Regions from separate parts of the Homo sapiens genome. Here all the other regions are linked to region 1. The links are chromatin contacts, found by Hi-C in ENCODE. All regions are on one chromosome and are shown on one strand. Each heading gives the region's core, a stretch centred on a gene start or an enhancer-like site at or near the end of the contact. The rest is flanking DNA. Distances are from core to core; before and after follow the strand shown.

What was found. A loop is a pair of places that touch in the nucleus more often than their neighbours do. Pooled maps may share reads with other maps.
Region 2: a loop to region 1 is called in a pooled map, with 2.0 times the contacts of the local background. The contact joins the promoter of HDAC9 here to the enhancer-like site in region 1. A Hi-C loop is called at or near these places in 2 of 37 single-sample maps with no recorded cell type and 3 of 50 pooled maps.
Region 3: a map with no recorded cell type shows a loop between it and region 1 (4-fold over the local background). The contact joins two enhancer-like sites. A Hi-C loop is called at or near these places in 5 of 37 single-sample maps with no recorded cell type and 2 of 50 pooled maps.

Annotation. Positions count from the first base shown.
Region 1 is chr7:17,138,050-17,140,988 of GRCh38, forward strand. The region is part of intron 1 of LOC107986772 (a long non-coding RNA gene); the gene reads left to right. LOC101927609 (a long non-coding RNA gene) reads right to left here. Exons shown (of 12, transcript XR_007060234.1): 10 at 243-316. Among named protein-coding and RNA genes, the nearest start is that of AHR, 160 kb to the right of the region's middle. Within about 2 kb of position 1,426, at least 4 of the 41 ENCODE cell types and tissues checked have a DNase peak (open chromatin) inside an H3K27ac peak, as active enhancers do.
Region 2 is chr7:18,494,080-18,497,077 of GRCh38, forward strand. It overlaps HDAC9 (histone deacetylase 9), which reads left to right and starts at 1,670. Exons shown (of 26, transcript NM_178425.4): 1 at 1,670-1,944; 2 at 2,183-2,245. The coding sequence starts at 2,224. RefSeq lists an enhancer at 1,399-1,448.
Region 3 is chr7:18,518,840-18,522,033 of GRCh38, forward strand. The region is part of intron 2 of HDAC9 (histone deacetylase 9); the gene reads left to right. Among named protein-coding and RNA genes, the nearest start is that of HDAC9, 25 kb to the left of the region's middle. Within about 2 kb of position 1,717, at least 7 of the 41 ENCODE cell types and tissues checked have a DNase peak (open chromatin) inside an H3K27ac peak, as active enhancers do.

The sequences.
Region 1 (2,939 bases), core at 176-2,675:
AAGGGGGGTTTTAATTGAAATTCATTAGAAAAAAAGCTAATTACTAACTTTTTAAAGAATAGATTCTTTTTCACCCTCCATTGAGAGATATGTTACAAGCAATGTGCTAAAACTATATTAGCATGATTTTAACACATGAATTCCCTGATTCCCAATCCTTTCACAGTTCTCCTTTATATCAAGATTTCATAAGCATTATACATTAAAAAAACAGTGAGAAGTACGTAATAGAGTATACCTACCAATATTTAGTATATTGGAGAAAAGCAGGAATACAAACATCCTATAAATGGCAACATATCTGATCATGAGATGACTGGAATAAATAAAAGCACAATTTATACTTAATTTATACTCACCTGAGATGTAGAACAGTTAATGCTTAGTCTTTGATCGCAGCAGAACATACAGATGATTTCTGCTAACATCAAAGATGAAAAGAGCATTAATTGTTCTACTTTTCAGTTGAACATATTATCAACTACAGCAAGACATGATATTCTTTACTTTAGAACTTTACAGTCTAAAGGGAGAATGACAAATATAAATGTAACTATAAGGTAAAATATGATCACTATCATAAAATAAAGGGTTTGATGACCTCAAAGGAAAGAGAAAGTGTGTCTCCTTGAGGGAACCAGGCTAAGTCTCAAGGAGGAGAGACCATTTGGGTTGGACTGATTAAAAAGTTGACAAGAAGAAGGGAACATGCTGAGCAAAGCTAGAGCGGGGAGGTAATAGTGATAGTTAAGAAACATGAACTAATCCAGCACAGGTTTGGGGTAGGTCAGGAGTAAGCAATAAGTAAAAAATTTGGCTAGATCTATATTTATTGAAGTCCTTAAAAATAGCCACCAAAGACTTTTGATTATTTTAACAAAGCTATCTAAGGCAAATTGGATGAAATATTAACATGATTGGGTTAAGAGGTCATCTCAGTTGTCTCTCTAGGTCTAGATTTCAAACGATAGTGTGCATACTTGTCTCTGGAGCAAATAAAAAAGCCAATGACTGTGACTAGGCCCAACCCTTGATTATGATTCACTTCATAAGCTATGGGGCCCAGAAATCCATATTTTTTATCAGGTGACTCTGTGCACATTAGTTTGAAGTTTGAGTGTCTAAGTGAAAGGAGAAAGCCTGACCTTGAGTGTGTCAGAAGAAATGGCTAATAGGTTATAGGTGAGATCAACCTGGCACTCTGACTGTAAAACCTGAATTTTTATACATGACTCAGTTTCAGTTCTGAGGCTTATTTTACTGAAGCATCAAAAACAATCAACGTTTCTTAAACTATACAGTGCTAATTCTCAGAATTGCTTCCTGAAGGTGACTGTAAAACTGAGCACTACCTTAACATACATGGTTTGTGGTTGGATCTAACAGGTTGGGACTAAATTGAGACTGCTTCTTATCCTCCTAATGTCTTAAAAGCCTGGTTGGGCTGCTAAGAGAGATTACAGGAAAAGAATACAGATGAGTTTGAATTCTCCCAGGGCAGGGATATTAACTAATTTGTCTCTTGTAACAGGGTCAATGTTTGTGGAATGAATAAATGAGTGAGTGAATGAATAAACAGGAAATGTGGTTGACTTTTGATGAAAGTTTATAGGACAGTCGTTCAAACACTATCAGAAAATCTAATGTCACCAATGTCCTATAAAATATTGTTCCAGGAAGGCGCTATGACTTTCTACCACAACTGGAAGCAAATGTAACACAAAAAGCAAAAACCTCCTTATTCTTTGTTGGCCTATATCTCCTATCCCAAAAAATACTTCCTTTTTCCTTGGAAAATTCTGGCAAAGATGTCATGAAGCTCCCCCTTAGAAGAGAGCCTCAAGGCAATACAGTTTGCTACAAGGCAAACTTTATTTGCTCCTAAGAATTGTAGCTGCAATAAACTCTGCATGAACAGTATTTACAAATATTCCATCACTTAGTGGAAAAAAATCTTGGGTGCTGCTAAGAATGTGTCTGGCTGGACAATGTTAAATTTTGGAAAACAACTATTTTCTAGGCTGTTTACTAGAATATAACTATCATCAAAATATATTCATGGAGCATTTTTTTTAAAACAGTGAGAATGCCTGTAGTTCAGTAGCTACTGAAGTAATCTCTCCTGTGAAAAGGAGGAGGCCAGCAATAAAGAACAGCATCTCTACATTTATACCCATACAGTATTATTTCTAATATGTTCGACTTGAATTCTCACTTAGATAAATAGATTCCATATGAACCTAATTAACTGGCGTTTCAGTTTCCAAAATGTTATGTAAAATGTAGTGTTTTAAATTGAAAAAATGCAGATGGGAATCTTGAAGGTGTTTGATTTATAGCTGATGCAACAGTTCCTTTTTCTGTTACAGCAGAATACTAACATTATGCTTAGATGATTTAAAGTAGATGCTGTTTATTTTATTTGACTTTCACTAGGATTATAAAGATGACAGTGCTCTACTACAGAAGAGATTTTCTTATTCTAACAGACAAATGCATTTCTAGCCATTATATCACGGCATACATTTTCACAATGTAAATAGCTATTTAATGGAAATGATGAGGCCACTAATGTAGACAAAGTAGCTATTGTCTGAGAGCCCCTGAGTCATCTTGTGTCACAGAAAATATAGTTATTAGTTTTAATCATAACCCTATGGCATTTTAGAAACCTTAGTATCTAACTTCAATATATAGAGATATATAATTAGGAAAATACTTAGACTTAAATTCCACATTGACTGGCATTATAAACTTTGCTTTCTAGTAATAATTAGATGGCTGATCAGAAACTATGTATTACATGGCCTTCCTTATGAAATGAGGCAGCTTTTAAAATTATGTATCATAGGCCAGCTGCAGTGGCTTATGCCTGTAATCCCAGCACTTTGGGAGGACGAGGCTGGTGGATCACCTGAGGTCAGGAGTTTGAGACCAGC
Region 2 (2,998 bases), core at 420-2,919, 1.4 Mb after region 1:
ATATCAGATGGAATCAGATAATTGCTTTTTGTTTTTTCCACTGACAGGAACATAAGATTTTGTTGTGTAGCTTAAGTCAAACGCAGTTTGGAATATATATTTTTTAAAAATTGTAACTTACATATCCAAATACAATTTTTCAAGAAGTAGAGTATTCAGTAGAAATTAATCTGTGAAAGAAGAGGAATTCAGCAGTGGCCTATTTGATGAATGATTTAACGTGCTTATTTCTTCCCTTTCATCAAAACTCTGTGTCCCCTTGTTTGCCCCCTCTGACTTCATACTCTGGAGTTGACCAAGATCCCTCTTCCATCGGATTGTTCTGGGAATTTTGAAATAATCTGCTTTTTCCTCTCTTTCCCCTGTTGCTTCTGATGCCTTAGAATTACATTTTCCTCGCTGATTTAGTTTAGAAAAGAGAAAAGAGCTTCCATGACTAGTAGATTATCACTTTTGGGTTTGCTCTTGGAAGTGACAAGATGCTAGGATCCCTCTTTGGAATGTAAAATTTATCTCTTATATAGAAAGGATATAAATGTAGCACCAGAGACTATAAAACTCTGATACTATCTACTGTACTGTATAGCTGAACGCCACAATGTGTCTGGTAATCTATTGACTATCATAAATGCTATTTCTACAGAAAAGTTAGGAGGTCCATATTTCGGGCAACCAATGTATAGCTGAATGCAGAACAGTCATAGTTGGGTACTAACCATATATATGATTTATCCATCAACAGGTGCATATGCTCAGAAATTCTGTATCCATAAGAAATCAGACTACTTTCTTTTCCTTTTGCAAGTAAATTGAATTTAGCCTGAGAGGCTGAGGGGAAATTTTCACATATAAGCCACGGTTTTGTGTTTTGTGTTTTGTTTTGTTTATAGATATAGTACTAACTGGATGGATGCGATAAAATTCATAGGTGGTACTAAGATACAATAGGATTTGTGAAATGGACAATTGTCTTGCATAAATAGCAAGTAAAAAATCAAGCCTGTCCTTCATAAAAATTTTATTCTGGGGTGTGCTTGTTTTCCAAAAGTACCTCTGCTAAATCTCCTGTTAGTCCTGAAACTAGAAGGCAGAAAAGCTTCTAGTGCTACAGCCAACTGCAGTGTAGCCTGAGAAACAGGCAACAAAAATAGAACACCAGGATTGCTGTGCGTGGGTGAGGCAGAAACCACATTATGAGCAAAAGCTTCCAGTATTATTTTAGAACCAATACAGAGCTCTGTACTTCTCTCCTCTCTCTTCCAAAAACACATACTACAAAAATAAAATGAAATGAAATGTATGTGCATTTGCCCTCTTAGAATTATGATTCTTAATTTTTTTTCTTGCCTTCCTTTCTTTGGAAGCGAATCGCCAGTATGGAAACACAGTGTGTAAAGCAAGCTTCGAGAGAGGAAAGAGTTAATTGGTTTTAAGGCCCTGCGATAGAGAATTATGGTTGGAAAGATAGAGGCTGGACAGCTGGGTTTGCTGGGGTATTTTTAAATGCATTAATGCAGGCTCCAATCACTCGGCCATGCTTGACCTATTTTTGGCTCAGGCCGACCATTGTTCTATTTCTGTGCCTGTGGGCCATGCTGTTGTTGATTCATATGCAAATGGATTATCACTCGCTTTAGCCAACTTGAGCTGAGAGAGACTGAGAAAGGGGGAAGAGAGGCACAGACACAGATAGGAGAAGGGCACCGGCTGGAGCCACTTGCAGGACTGAGGGTTTTTGCAACAAAACCCTAGCAGCCTGAAGAACTCTAAGCCAGGTTTAATTGGTTTCTTTTTCTCGTGGGTAGACTTAATAATTTTCTACGTATTCTGACAAAGAAATAACCCCGAAGCACGTTCCTATTTCCCACCTGCTTGTAGTTTCCGGGATAACCTAAACTCCAGAGAGCTATAGCATCCACTCTGTCCTTTCTGCTTTGCACACAGGTTGGTAACATGGGAAAAGTGTCCAGGTCTTTTTAAAAGTGGATGCCCATTTGAGCAGAAAGGAAATCATTGTCGAAGTTGATCCTCTGCTGCTTCTCCTCAGGGAGGAGGGAGAACCAGCGAGGGTAGCTCCTGGGGCCGGTGCACTGAGCAGTGATGAATGTTTCATGTAGCTGAAGTAAGAGTGACTGGAATATGCTGCAGACAATTTACGAGAGTGACTCCTGTTTTTCCTCAGATGGGGTGGCTGGACGAGAGCAGCTCTTGGCTCAGCAAAGAATGCACAGTATGATCAGCTCAGGTAAGATCCTCTTTCATAACTGAGACGTTTTAGGTTTGAAAGGGGGCTGGCTTGGGAAATGCAGCTAAGAAAAGCACCTCTCTTAAGGAAATTGCTGCTTTTTCGTGTTGATGTTGCTATTTTCTTGGTGCGTCTGTAGGGTTTAACTTAGATCCCTTCCATTACTGTTTCTGTGCATATTCAGTCTGCTTAGGGACAGCAGCTTCTGAATGAAATTGCAAACTATTGCTTCTGATGAAAGATGAGACTGAGATAAGTAAAATGTAGTTGGGGGTGTTTTGCCTTTACTATGCAACTAGAAAAAGGAGCTGTGTACTGATTGTAAGCCTATTCTAATAGGACTTTAAAAATCAGGTAAGTTCATATTGGGGCTTCAGTTTAAACTGCAGCCCCGCTAGCCTGACGATTTTATATTTACTCTGTGCCTACAGAAGCACATCTATTTATAGACCTACCTTCTAAAATGTGTTTGCCACAGAGTTATAAAGGTAGTTTTCTTTTTTCCATTATGTGGCTTTTTCTCATCAGCCCCAAATGAAACTGTTTAGGATGAAATAAAATTGTTATTAGCAGATGCTTATTTTAATTTTCTTCAAAAACATGTGGGAAGTCTAGCATTGTCAGGCAGATGTGATGGCATAACACACATGTAAATGTGTTAAAAGCAGGTGCAGCGTTTTAAAGGATAATAGGAACAGATTCTAATTTCTAGTTTCTCAAGGAGATGAGCTGGTGGGAGATTGAGCTTGTCAG
Region 3 (3,194 bases), core at 467-2,966, 1.4 Mb after region 1:
TTTTGATATTTCAAGGAAAAGGCTTCCGACATGTGAAATGTTTATTTTCTAGATTCTCTTATTCCAAAATGAAATCAAACGTGTATGAAGCTGTGGGATGTGTCGTTTGCCCCTTGAAGCTATAGTGTGGTAGAAATTGAATCTTTATGTCCAGAAGCCCAGTGTCTGTATTATTAGTTTTGCAAACATCTGTGGGCTCTAAGTGATTGATAAATACTATGTATAGAATTAACCTAAAGTTTAGTTTGAAGACCCTACTTCATAGATCAATATGAAAATGATGCCAGCAAAAAATATAGTTTAGACATTGTGCCTTGGAAAAATATTTCTATTTATATTAATGAGCTTATGTGATGTCATCACAACTCATTCTAGGAAAGATCTAGGTCAGTGTAATCCTATCTAGAGAAAGTTAAAAAAGAATAATTGTTGACTTGGTATTCTTCGTAGTCAGAAACAAATTAAATGACAAATTATGACACTATTTTTTATTACATGACAGACAAATAAAAAGTTACCATATATTAAATGCTCAAGAGGTTAATATCTATAAAGCAGAAATATAAACTGTAAATCAGTAAGAAATACCAGTAACTCAGTGGATAAATAATCAAAGGCTATGAATAAGACATTTACAAAGGAATAACCAAAAATAGGCAGTAAGTATCCGAGAAGATGATCAATCTTTGTCATGATTAACACATCAATGAGGTGCCATTTTTGTCAACATTATGGGAGTAAAAATAAATGACTAGATAATGCTTAGTGTTGATTGTGGTTTGGAGGAAAGGGGTGTTGTCATGTATTAGTGGAAGAGCACACTGTTCAAATTTTGGAGCAGCATAAATTGGCAGTACTATAAAAATTAAAAATCTACACACCCAACAATCTAGTAATTCCACTTAATTGGTATACAGAAATACTTGCACAAATTCACAATAATTTATGTACCAGGATATTTATCAGCAGTTTTATTTATAATAATGGAAAACTGAGGGCAATCTAACTATAAGTCAATACATAATCCATACTCTGAAATACAAGTCATTAAAGTTATTAAGTAATGTCTGAAGATATTAACATAGAAGGATGAGCTCAATATATTAATGAATGCAAAAAAATGTAGAATGGTATACAGTACATATAGCATAGTAAGCTCAACTAATGGATTCATGGTACTTGTTTCCATTATTTTATTGTTGTAGTAGGAGCAGAAAAGTAGTAAAAGTATTTTAACCCAAAGAAAAAAAATGCTAGCATGAAAATCACAGTTCAATAAAGTGTTTTTATATCAGTATGTTTATTAATAATTAAAAGTATTAATAAGTTTACTTCAGGAATAAGATTAATTTACGTATCTGTGAGAAACTTCGTGATATACATCAAAATATTAAAGTAATCATGCTATATTTTTCTTTTCATTCTGAAGACCACCTCTTGCAGGTAACTTTTTCTATTTTATTATACTGTCCTATTCTCCTTTCTTTACTTAGTTATATATCACAACTATAGAAGAAATAGGTTACCTGTTACTTGCAGAAATGTCACTCACTATTAATATTACTTTGCAACACAGAAAATTTTTCTGAATAATTAGAGGCAACTAAGCAAGCCTAAATGGAGTTGGTTAATTAAGTTATAAAATTCTAAGGGAGTATGATGAACCATGTAGACATATGAGCTTTCTGTTCTGCTTTTTTATCAAATGTTTCTGGCACCTGGGTTTTCTCAACTGCCCTTCTGTTGAATATGATTTTCGAATTGATGTAATGAAGAGTGGTGCTCTCTGGACAAGTAAGCTGTTCATTTGTAGAATAATAATATGTCAACACATATTTTCCAAAATAACAGTCCTACTACCGTAAATGTCTTGGAAACAGTTACCTGACACCCAGAGAGTAAGTACAACTAGCCTAGAGCCTTGGTCTGACACCAAGCAAGAGGGTTTATGAAAGAAGATAGCCCAGAAAGCTGGAGCCCTGCTCTGCTGTGTCGACATGTCTACAGCTCAGAATAAAATTGAGTTTCCTGCTTTAGCCATAGCTGGGTCTTAAAATAACCTGAAGAAATTATAGTTCTGATTACATAGAAAGTGAAGGACTTAGAACATTCTCCTAATAAAGCCATGAGAATGACACAAAGCTTAGTCATCGGCAGTCCTCCTCTAACAGGCGTTTTAGAGAGAAAAATAGAGGTTTGAAATTGGATAATTTGATTTGAAATCTTGCCTAATTATTTTAAGAATGCAGAAAACCTTTCTTTTTTGGCCAAAAAAATAATGATCTGGAATCCAATTAGGAAAGAACAGGCTTTTAAAATGTTTGATATCTCCAGTAATGGAGAAAAATCATGTCTTTAAAATTACATTCTGCTACAAACCTCATTCTTGGATGTCTTGCTTTTTGCATTTTGAATGGACAAATTTAATGTAATTTCCTTTTGGAAACATGGCATTGGAAAAGTTAGATGAGATGTTTAATTTTATGTTGGATCCTATCTACCAGGGTACAGATTTTTAAGAAGAAAAACACTTCTTGTTTCGTTTTATTTCCCAAGGGAGATATCTCACTTAACCAGATGCCTTGCGATTTGTCACAATATAGATCATTTACACAGAATTTGTGTCCAGTCGTCCATCTATTTGATTTGCACACCATGAATAAAATAAGCAAAATGGATAAAGCTTCTAATACTCCCAATTAAAAAATTGCTATCTATTTTTTCACCATTAATATGCTATCCCAAATGGCATTTATCACCATACTGTCTCACCATATTTATTCGTATGCTGTTGTTTTCTCAAGATACGTTCAATTCAGATTATGTTTGACTTGCAGCCATATCAATAATATGACTAATAATAAACAACAGTCTAGGATTTCCAGTTTTTAGAAAAACGATAATAAATTTGAAGTGAACCTATATTCAGATTTACATTTTACTTAGTATTGTTTTTAAAAAAACATTCAATTAATATTCTGAAATGATTCCATTTATTTTTACTACAAAGTTAGCTGGACCTTTACAGCATTTTAGAGTTTTACACGAGGTTTAGATTTGACTAAGCCTTAGTACGATGTCTGGAAACAGGAGGTTGAATGAACATTTGTTGAAAGGAAAAATCAGTTATTGAAATATTGTGTCTTCTGTTATCATTCTTGAGAAATGGTGGTGAGACAACTTAGTAGAAGTGA